2 separate regions of the Mus musculus genome follow, and region 1 is linked to region 2. A link is a contact called in ENCODE Hi-C or POLR2A ChIA-PET data. All regions are on one chromosome and are shown on one strand. The core of a region is the stretch at or near the end of the contact, and the rest is flanking DNA. Distances in the headings are between cores, read along the strand shown. Region 1 holds the start of Clic4 (chloride intracellular channel 4 (mitochondrial)). Region 2 holds the start of Srrm1 (serine/arginine repetitive matrix 1).

Region 1 (5,550 bases), core at 1,003-3,502, 80 kb before region 2:
TCAGAGGTCTGCCTGCCTCTGCCTTCCAAAAGACTCAGTTTAGAATTCCAAGTTGTTTAGCACCTCTAAGGTTTTACCATTAAGCACTGTTCTTCAGACTAGCATCTACACTTTCAGAGTCGGTTTGGGGGCTTTCTTTGGCTTTGTTTAGTTTATCAAAGCTCCTTCCTGCCGGACGTGATGTTTCACACCTATAATCCCAGCCTGAGGCCGCCTGGACTGCATTATGAGTTCCAAGACAGCACAGGATACAGAGTAAGACCCTGTTCTCACAAGAAGAGGGAAACCATTATGTCCCGTCGCTATCTCTAGCCTAGCGTCTTCCCTTCTTTGTGCTGTTTTCCACGACCCTCTCCCCATTTCTTCAGGTTCCTCAAAAGTATTGTCTGCCACCTCCAGTCGCAGACATTGTGATATTTTGAGAGCCCTAAGCCTTTTCTTTCCTAATGCTGCGACAGTTTAATGCAGTTCTTCATGTTGTGCTGACCCCCAACAGTAAAATTATTTTTGGTGCTACTTCATAACTGTAACTTTGCTACTGCTATGAATTGTAATGAAATTGTCTGCATTTTCCAATAGTCTTAGGTGACCCCTGTAAAAAGGCCGTTTGATCTTTCAAAGGGGTCTTGACCCCCAGTTGAGAGCCGATGCTCTAGACCAAAAAAAAAAAAAAGTTCTAAAACCAGCAACTAACAGAAAACACTAAGGCAAACATTGTTACCACCCTGCAGATTTCTGCCTTCCATCTCTGGAACACATCCTTCGATAATTTCCGCTCTTTCAAATTAAAACTAAGAAAGGGCAGACTTTAGTACTGGATGCCTGTTGGACTTCTAGTGTTGCCAGTTTCGACCTAAGCCTGGATATTTAGTGGCTAACAGAACGAACGTCAGGGTTTCCAAGGAGGCTCAGTAAAGCAGGGGACCCAGATGTTTGTTGCGTTAACTTTTCCCTCCTTCGCTACGCCCCAAAAGGGAGAGGCGCGGAGAGCAGTCAGAGAAGCGTTTCTAGGCGAAGAAGGCAGCTCCAGGGTTTACAAACTGAGGAGGGCGAGAGGAATGAACCTTTTTAAGCCCGAGAGAGCGGAGAATTCAGGTTTTCTTTCAAACCAAACGGGCTTGCCTGCCGAGGTGGCAACAGCAAACGAAAGCGGCCAAAAGGTTGCATCATGTGAAAACAGGCGCGCTAGAGAAACAAGAAAACCAGATGGTGGTAAAACACCGGACAGGAAAACCCAAGTCGGGAATCTCTGTATTTTCCGGAAGCCTTGGGGCATCCACCCTTCTTTTCGCTTTTTCTTTTCTTTTCCTTTTTTTTTTTTTTTCTTCTTCTTTGCAGTTAGTTGCCTGGGTTTTGGGTGTGTGTCCGGAGGCTCACATTTGTAACCCAGGCTGGCCTCGAACTCGAGGGACTCCTCAAGCCTCTACTGCTGGGTCATAGCCGAGTCACCACGCCCGCATTAAAAAAATTCTCCCCTCCCCCATGCGGGAGGAGGGCTGGGATGAGGGTCCCTCCTATCCCAGGCTTGCCCTGGGTTTACTAAGCAGCCAAGGCTGGCTCTGAACTCGGGATCTTCCCTAGACCACTTTTCCCAACTGCTGGGTTTACGGCTCCCGGGTCCCTCCTCCCCTTTACTTTATTTAACATTGTATCAAAGTTAAAGTTTCAGTTTCACCCGGGCCAGGCGCTAGCGTTCCAGTAAGTTGGGTGAGCTATCAGCCCCGCGGCCCGAGGCTGGGGCTCGCGGCGGGGTGGGGTCGGACACGGCGAGGAGGGTGACAGTACCCACGCGGCGCAGCTGAGGCGCGTCCCGCCCTGCGGAGTCGCCTCCCTGTCGCCGCGCCCGCAGGGTCCGCCAAGGTCCCGCTGCGAGGCGGGAAGGCGCGGAGCCCAGACAATGGGAATGAGCGCGGGAGGTACGGCGCCGCCTCGGGCTGCGGGGATGCCGCGTGGGGGCGCTTCGGGGTGCGGGGACGTCAGCCCGCGTCGCTCGGGACGGTGAGCGCTCACCTTGACGAAGAGCTCGATGAGGGGCTCTTTGTCCTCCTCCTTCAGCCCGTTCAGGGGCATCGACAGCGCCATGGCCGGTTGGGCTGGGCTCCGCGGACGGCGGCTGCGGCTGTGGCTCCGGGGCTGCTGTGGCTGCGGGTTCCCGCCGCTCGCTCACTCGCTGGCTTGCTCGTTCGCTGGACAGTCCCGGCGTCTGGCTGCCCGTGGCCTCAGATCCTCAGCACCGCCTCACGCCTCGCGCGCGACTCTGAGGGGGTTGCGGTCCCGGCCGCTTCAAACCGCTGGGCGGAGCCCTATGGGCGGGGCGTGGGCGGAGCAGTGGCCAGGATCCTGCAGGGGTGGGGGGGAAATGGGCGGGCCACAGCTGGGGGCGTGGCCTCAGGCGAGGAAGACAGCGGAGCGCTCTAGCTTCCACGGACCGACCACTAGGGAGCCTGGAGGGCGCTGGGGGCGCGGCCTAGGCTGGGCAGCGCGGATTGGCCGGGAGGTCCCCCCGAAGCCACGCCCCTCAGGGGGTGGGCGGGGAAGGTCCCTGGAGCCGGAGCCTGACACCGCCTCTCTCCGCGGCGCAGCTGCTGCTGGTTGGGTGCCAAGTGACCTCATGCGGCGGCCCGCCTCGCGCCCTCTCCCCCGCTGCAGCCGCAGGGACTCATCGTCCCCTCCGGTTCCCGGGGCGGCGGCCTCCTCGGCTACTTCTGTTAGGCGCGGCCGCCTTTTCCTGGAAAACTTTTGCGAAAGTTTTCATGTCCTTAAGAACTTTTTAATCCTTCTGACCGCGGATCTCCTTTCGTGATCCTTCTCTATTTGAAATCAAGATACTCAAAAGTTCTTGTAAAGTCGTCCTGTGTCCCGGGCTCTGAATTAGGCCAAAACGGTGGGACAGCGTCCCGCTCCAGCACAACCCCAGTGCTTGAGGCAGCGCCTGACTCTGAAAACGTTATCCGTGCTGTTTTGCCCCACCTGGACCGATTCCTGTCTTCCGTTCACCTGGAGAAGTTTAATGAGTCACCTGAGTGCCACTCAGCGCGCAGGGGCGAGTACTTTACACCCTGAGGACAGGGGCCTGAGACACGCGGTCTACTGCGGAATTGCCGTCAGTGAATGTCACCTTTGGGAAATTTGCCTTCTGGTTTTCCTTAATCTGCTCATTCTGTGGTACCTCCCAGGCTAGGGTGATGAGTGAGTTGATTAGAAAGGCTAAATTGGGGGATGGAAGCGGGGTGTCATGGTTATCTCACATCCTCTGTGCCTAGTGTGGATCAGAGTGCTTCAACAAATTGGAATGATGTGTAAAAATGCAGTGCAACCTGCAACTACTTTATCCTCACTCAACCCCATCTCCAAGTTGCTAGATTCTGTGAGAAGGATGCTGTGCCCCAGCAATTAGATCCATCAATGCTCCGGAGTAAGGCTGTTTTAAGTTCACAGTTTGGCAGTGGCCTTAAACACCCTAAACCTCGGCCTGATTTGGTGACATATACGTGGCTCTCAGGTGATGGCTCAGGCAGGAGGGCTGAGAGTTTGAGGACAGTCTGGGTATATTGCAAGACTACCTCAAAATAATAATAATAATAATAATAATAATAATAATAATAATGGCAGTCAAGATGATTCAGCAGGTAAAAGCGTTTGCCTTGCAAGACTTCCAACCTGGATGTGATGTTGGGGCCATCTAAAGGTAGAAGGAGAAAACCAACTCCAGAAAGCTTACCTCTGACTTCTACAGAATGCCATCACACACACACACACACACACACACACACACACCAGGGTTTGGGTTTTGGTCTGCCTGTTTTTTTTCTCCACCTCCCAAGTACTAGGGTCAAAGGTGTCCACCACTGCAACCAACAATCACCGTATTTTTTTTTTTTTTTTTTTTTTGAGCCAGGGTTTCTCTATATACCCCTGGCTATCCTGGAACTCAATCGGTAGACCAGGCTGGACTGGAACTCAGAAATCCACCTGCCTCTGCCTCACAAATGCTGGGATTTAAAAGCATTGTGCTACAACTGCCCAGCACAGTAAAGTTTTAGTAGGTCAGCTGGAAGACTGTATGCCTAGCAGGCTCAAAGCCCTGGACTCAGTTCTCAGCACTGCCTAACTGAGTGTGGTGCCCCATGCCTGTCATCCCTGCACTCCAAAAGGGCAGGCAGGAAGATTAGGAGTTTAGGGTCATCCTTGGCTATAAAATGAGTTTGAAGCTAGCCTGGGCTACATTAAACCCTGCCTCAAAGTAACCAGAAACCTAAGACTTCCGTTCCGTATCTAGACTAGAGAGGGTGGTGTTGGTTACCGCCTTGTGTAATTAGGGAGGGCTGGGACCTCGTGGAGCCTCTGGCGTCCTGTCCACCCCTACAGGCAAAGCCAGCGCCATGTTCCACTCAGTGGCTAGCTAGTTTGTGGTAAAGTAAGAAAAGCCAGCAGGCTGTCCTGTGGAGCAAAGCTTAAACCAGAAACAAATAGAAGGGACAGCTGGACTCTGAACTGGGTCCCCTGTTAATTTTTCACAGAACTGTGAACAGATTAAAGTCCCCTCACAGTATAGCCTTTCCACCGTGATCCCAAATGGTAAATTCAAACAGACACACACTTAAAATGGCCCAGCAGAGCCTCAAAAGACTCCACATTGGCCCCAAGACTACTGGGTCCCAGTTAGGATTTATCCAAGTCATTTTGGGTCCCCAAATTACTCCCTCACATGTATCTGTGCTGGGCCCATGCTGGCTCCCAGCCACCAGCACAGAGATGGCCCACACAGGGAAACAATAGCAATGAAAGGGTCTTTCTGTCTCTTTGCTTAAATGGGAGGAAGCCTGTGACATTTTCCAAGTCCTGAGGTGGTCCAAGTCCTGCCCTTGCTCATCCGGACACCCTCAGGCACTGGCTCAGACCTGGAACCTGTGCTCAGGAACCTGGTCACAGTCATGCCTAGGGGTCTCAGTTTCTACTCTGATGCTCATGAGCATGGGAGCACAGACAGATCTGGGAGGAGGAGGAAGAGGAAGACGAAGAGGAGAGAAAGTGTTTATTCCGGGAGGTCCTACAGCACCTTGCTTCCAACTTTGAAAGGCAAGACGTTCCTGCCCTGTGCTCCTGGTTGTTTTTGTAACACAGAGAAAGCTTGAAGATGGGTGGAGGTGTGTTCTCCTTACACACCCCTCTGACCTCATTCCCACCTGCTCCCCCTTGTGTGCCCCACCCCAGCTGCAGCAGCTTCCTTTCTAGTCCTTGGACATCGCAAGCACACCGCTGCCTCAGGGCCTTTGCGCGTGCTCTCATCTCCCACTGAACCCTCTGTCTCCCAGAATTCCCACTCACTCACGTCCTTCAGATCTTTGCTCAAGATAGTAACTCCTTAGACATTCATTGGCTATCACCTATGCAAGCTGGGTACTGCCAGCACTCCTCCTCCAGCCTCTGCTTCCTTCTCTGTGAGTGTGTGTGTGTGTGTGTGTGTGTGTGTGTGTGTGTGTGTGTCTGTTCCTTGTATATAGTCCAAAGTGGCTTTAACCTGACACAGCCTATAATCATCACAGCCTA
Region 2 (4,980 bases), core at 690-3,189:
CTCTGTAGACCAGGCTGGCCTCAAACTCAGAGATCTGCCTGCCTCTGCCTCCCCTCCCTCCCAGAGTGTTGCGATTTAAGGTGTGCGCCACTGCCTAGTAAGTTTTTCTAACTCAGAACATAAATCCCCCACTTTGTCAGTGTGTAGCATATGTCTGAAATTCTAGTACTGAGAAGTCAAGGCAGGACTCTCTAGGTCCAAGGCCAGTTTGGGTTAGAGAACCCAGTTTCAAAACACTTCAACTGCCCCTGCCCCCAAAAGACCCAACCCAGGGAAAACAAAACTACTTCATTTAAGTAAGTGTAAAAAGAATATTTTAAAAAGTGGGTTATTTTCCAGATCCTGTCCTTTTCAAAGGACATCTTCGCCTGAAAATTGACATATCGCTTTGTTTTAGTTCTTCAATCTCCTTTCCACTAGAAATAACTGACAAGCCTGGCCAGGGTGCAAGTCTTCATTCAACCCCAGCATTCGGGAGGCAGAGGCACACAGATCTCTGAGTTCAAGGCTAGCCTGGCCTACAGACTACAGAGTTCCAGGATGGCCAAGGCTACACACATAAACCACTTCCTGAAAAGGCAAAACAAAAACTGAAGGGGGTGGGGGGAGAAAAAGAGACAATTGACAAGTGAAAGAAACCTTCGACTGTTTTTAAGTGTTAACTTCGGTGCCATAAGAAATGAGTACTGACTACAAAGGTTAAGTGCCTAGTTTGTAGTGCAAGTATCTGAGGTGCTGGAGATAGACCCCAGTGTCTTGTTCATACTAGGCAAGCTCTCATGAACCACATACAAGAAGCACCTTTATTATCTCCCTCCTCCTTCCCCCGCCTTCCAATTTTTTCTTTAAAAATGCACACAAACTGTAAACTATATGCTTGATTCAGAGAATGCAAAACTCTAAGCAGTGGTATGACAGAGAGCTGGTATCTGGATTTTTACCAAGCTGTCTTACAAGGTTCTACTCTGCATTACAAGAATCAGCGATTCCTAAAGGGTTTGTTGCTACTTTTAATCCCACAAGTGTACGTTCCCATACATCTAGATCTCGACCTGTAGCTACTTTCCTTCCAAAGTGGACCTAATAAACTGCCTTACTGTGTGGGATCTATGTACCACCTCCAAGGTAACGTCCCCTGCCTGGACATGGGCCGCTGGGAAAGGGTGCTAGCGAAGAGCGGGAAGCGCGACGGAGTCACAACCGTAATCTGTCTCCACCCTCGCACACACCGTTCACTCCAAAAGCCTCCGATTCAAATGTTCCAACTACAAATTATCTAAGCTCCCCTCCCCGAAGAGCTATCAAATTGGGCGGGAGCGCTCACGAACTCTGACCCTGCGCCGCCGGGAAAGCTTAAGACCCAGAGGGTGGACGCTGTACGTCGGGGTTTGGGGGGGGGGCACCCATTTTCTCCAAAGCTGCCACTAAAAAAAAAAAATAATAAGGCCCCTTTCCTCAAACACCTCTCAGGACGGAGCCCCAAACCATACAACCGGTACCCCGCAGCCGCCCCGGGCTTCCCACCGGCCTCCCCCTAAAGACTTCCTCCTTGAGGCTCCGCTAGGCCCCGAGCCCGGGCGGCCGGCGCGGCGCCCGGCCTACAGGGCCTCGCCAGGCGGCCGGTGAGGTTCGGCTCCAGCCCATTCCCGCCGCCATTTTCCGGCCACCGCCACCGCCGCGTAGGGGGGGACGATCCCGGAGGAGGAGACTGCGCAGGGGCGCACCGGTCTCGGCCGCAACGCCGAGGCCGGGGGACGCTGCCCACGAACCCCCTCGGGGTCTCTAAGGCCTTCCTCCGCGGGCCGTCCTGTCCGGGATTTTGAGCGCCTCCCCCTCGGGTCTTACAAACAAGCCTCTCGCCTCTCCCCGGATCCCCGCGCTCGGACTTACGCGGAAGAATCCCGCGTCCATCTTGCCGCCTCGCTCGGAGATCGCTCCCTATCCCAGCGTGCACCGCGCCGCCGCGACGGAGGGCGGGACCGGCAGAAGGGAGCCCAGCGCCGGGAGGCTGCGCGCGCCGCTACACCCGCCCCGCTCCGGCGGGCCTGCGGCTGCGCCTGCTCAGTGCGCCACGAGAACGACGCGCATGCGCAAGCGCACCAGGGCGGCAGCCTTTCGCTAGGAGGGGAGGCGAGCTGGGCGACTGGAACCAATGGAAAGAGGAGGGAGAATCTTTGGGTCGCCCAACCCTACCGATCTTTTTTTTTTTTTTTTTTTTGTGGCGCATGATCAGCGGTGTTCGCGCGACTTGAGTTGATCCTTCCTTTGATCCGTAGTGGGAGGATGTGGGGAGTTGAAGGGAGATGGGGGGCGGGGGGGAAGCCTCAGTCCTGGGGTGCATGGGTAGTCATAAAAGAGAATGCTTGCTTAGGGGCGGCCCGATACGCCAGTTGTTGTCATTGTGAAAGTTGAGCTAGGAGTGGGTTTTGGGAGGTTGCCGGCGGGGTTGAGCCTGCAGCGTCAGCTCGTATGAAGCCCGCGTGTTCGCCGGATGTGCGTCGCATCTGGCTTGTTCTTGAGGTGTCCATTGGATACCTTTCTGTGCTTCTGCTGCGAAACCACGCCGAAGGGCAGGAAGTGGAAGAGGGCCAAAACCGGCCCTTTAATGTGCTCACCAAGCGCTTTCTCTCCAGAAAAGTTTCTCTGGGGCCACTTTGTAACATTCCATCTTTCACAGACACGCGCACCTCTAATGCTTTTTCATGGAAAAGTCGGGAAGTGGGCATGTCTGCCCTAGGAGTGCTAGTGTAGAAACCCGAATGTCTCCAGGCATTTTTTTTTTTTTTCTTTTCCTGGCTTTCCTACTTAAAGGGGGTTGACTTTCCCATTTGAACGCCCACAGACCAGATATGACTAGGTTCGTCTCGTCCATCAAAATCATCAAATGAATCGAAATAGCAGGGAAATCAGAGAGGCTGTCTTTGAGCCTTCTCTGTCTCTGTAGATGGCAGTAGCTTTCCTTTTGTTTAGGACAATCTTGCTGTTGAGAGTCCTCTTTCCTGCACACCCCACTCCCAAGCCCTCAGGAAACACACATGCCACTATGATGGAGGCCCAAGGTCCCTTATCTGAGTTGAACTCCTGCACTAGTTCTGTCACAGATAGCCCTGTTCCTGACCTTGCCACCCAGCATCCATTCTGAAGGAGGCCCGGATGCTGAACGATGCTGTTGAAAACCCTAGGTATCTCTGTGAGTTCAAGGCCAGTCTGGTCTACAGAGTGAGTTCCAGGACAGCCAAGGCTACATAAAGAAACCCCATTAAGTACAAAGAAAGGACGTTAAAGAAAGAAAGAAAACCATGGGCACTTGTCTGCTGAAAAGTCTCCAGTGGTTCCTCACATTTTTTTTCCCCTCCAAAAGTCAAAATTGCCCTTTCCTTGATCCCTTGTGCCTCAACCTCACTCCCTGAATTTCCTGCTGCCCAAGGTTTGTACCGGTCTCTGAGCTTCATGAAACCTCTGACTGAGATAGGCAACAGCAAGGTTACTTGGTAATCCTCAAATTCTACTCAAGTGTCCCCCAGGAAAAAGGCTCACGCACCCTCCACCCCCAGCTTTTATCACCTGAATTTAGGGGGTTTTGTTGTTGTTATGTTTTGTTTTGTTTTTTCACTTATCCTCAACCTTTGTTTCTCACAATGAATTGTGCCCTCTGGTCAAATCTTGACTTCTGCTTCTCTTAATATTTAATAGTGGGTGTGGTGGGTCAAGCCTGAAATCCCAGCACCTGGGAGGCAGAGGATGTCTGAGGATTCTGAGTATAAAGAAAAACCCTGGGCTGGAGACATGGCTCAGTGGTTAAGAGCACTGACTGTTCTTCCAGAGGTCCTGAGTTCAAATCCCAGCAACCACATGGTGGCTCACAACCATCTATAATGGGATCCAATGTTCTCTTCTGGTGTGTCTGAAGACAGTGACAGTGTACTCATATAAATACAATAAATAAATCTTTTTTTTTTTTTTTCCGAGACAGGGTTTCTCTGTGTAGCCCTGGCTGTCCTGGAACTCACTCTGTAGACCAGGATGGCCTTGAACTCAGAAATCCACCTGCCTCTGCCTCCCAAGTGCTGGGATTAAAGGCAGGCACCACCACTGCCTGGCAAATAAATAAAATAAAACAAAACAAAACAAAACAAAACAAAACAGAAACCCCATGATGGTTCAGGCCTTTAACCCTGGCACTAAGGAAATAGGAAATCTATGAGTTCCAGAACAGCCGGAGCTACTCAGTAATACCTTGTTCCAAATGTGTAGCCCTGGCTGTCCTAGAATTCTCTCTGTAGACCAAGCTGGCCTTGAACTCACAGATTACAAGCTAAAAAACTGCCAACCCCCGTTAATGTCTCCTGCATGCTGGAATAAAAGGTGTGTACCACCACTATCTGGCTTAGATGTGTTTTTTAAAATATTATTTATTTTTATGTATATGGGTCTGTTACCTGCATATATGTCTCTATGCTACATGCATGCAGTGTCCAAGAAGGACAGAATAGAACCCTGAATCTCCTGGAACTGGAGTTACAAACTGTTATTAGTCACCATGGGGGTGCTCCTAACCACTGAACCATCTGTTCCTTCCTTCCTGTTCCTCCCTCCCTCTCCTCTCCCTCCCTCCCCACCCACTACTCTCACTCTCTGACACAGGGTCTCATTGTGTAGCTTTGGCTGTCCTGGAACTCACTATGTAGACCTTGCTAGCCTCAACAGGAGAGATCCGCCTGCCTCTGCCTCCAGAATGCTGGAATGACAGTGGTGAACCACTGCTGCCAGCCTAGCCTTTAATACTGGTCTTTTGGATTTCTGTCTGGGTCTGTGTAAGAACACATTATCGAGTTTCCTTGCCTTCAGGGTTGATGTCTCATCCCACCCATGGTCAATGATTTTCCAAGATGATTATCTGAACCTGTCAATTAAAAACCCTGCTGTGGCTTTCTCTTGTCCTCCAGATGAAGCTCAGACTGCTCCCTGTGCCAAAGCCCC

What was found. Hi-C counts contacts between places; a loop is a spot of excess contacts on that map. ChIA-PET counts read pairs that join two places held with the same protein, here RNA polymerase II (POLR2A).
Region 1: a loop to region 2 is called in a map of T-helper 2 cell, with 2.6 times the contacts of the local background. The contact joins the promoter of Clic4 here to the promoter of Srrm1 in region 2. A Hi-C loop is called at or near these places in 1 of 37 maps with a recorded cell type or tissue (T-helper 2 cell). POLR2A ChIA-PET finds 5 or more read pairs at or near these places in 4 of 5 experiments (Patski and embryonic stem cell).

Annotation. Positions count from the first base shown.
Region 1 is chr4:135,270,508-135,276,057 of GRCm38, forward strand. Clic4 (chloride intracellular channel 4 (mitochondrial)) reads right to left here and starts at 2,253. Exons shown (of 6, transcript NM_013885.2): 1 at 2,011-2,253. The coding sequence starts at 2,082.
Region 2 is chr4:135,351,207-135,356,186 of GRCm38, forward strand. It overlaps Srrm1 (serine/arginine repetitive matrix 1), which reads right to left and starts at 1,940. Exons shown (of 18, transcript NM_016799.4): 1 at 1,891-1,940. The coding sequence starts at 1,911.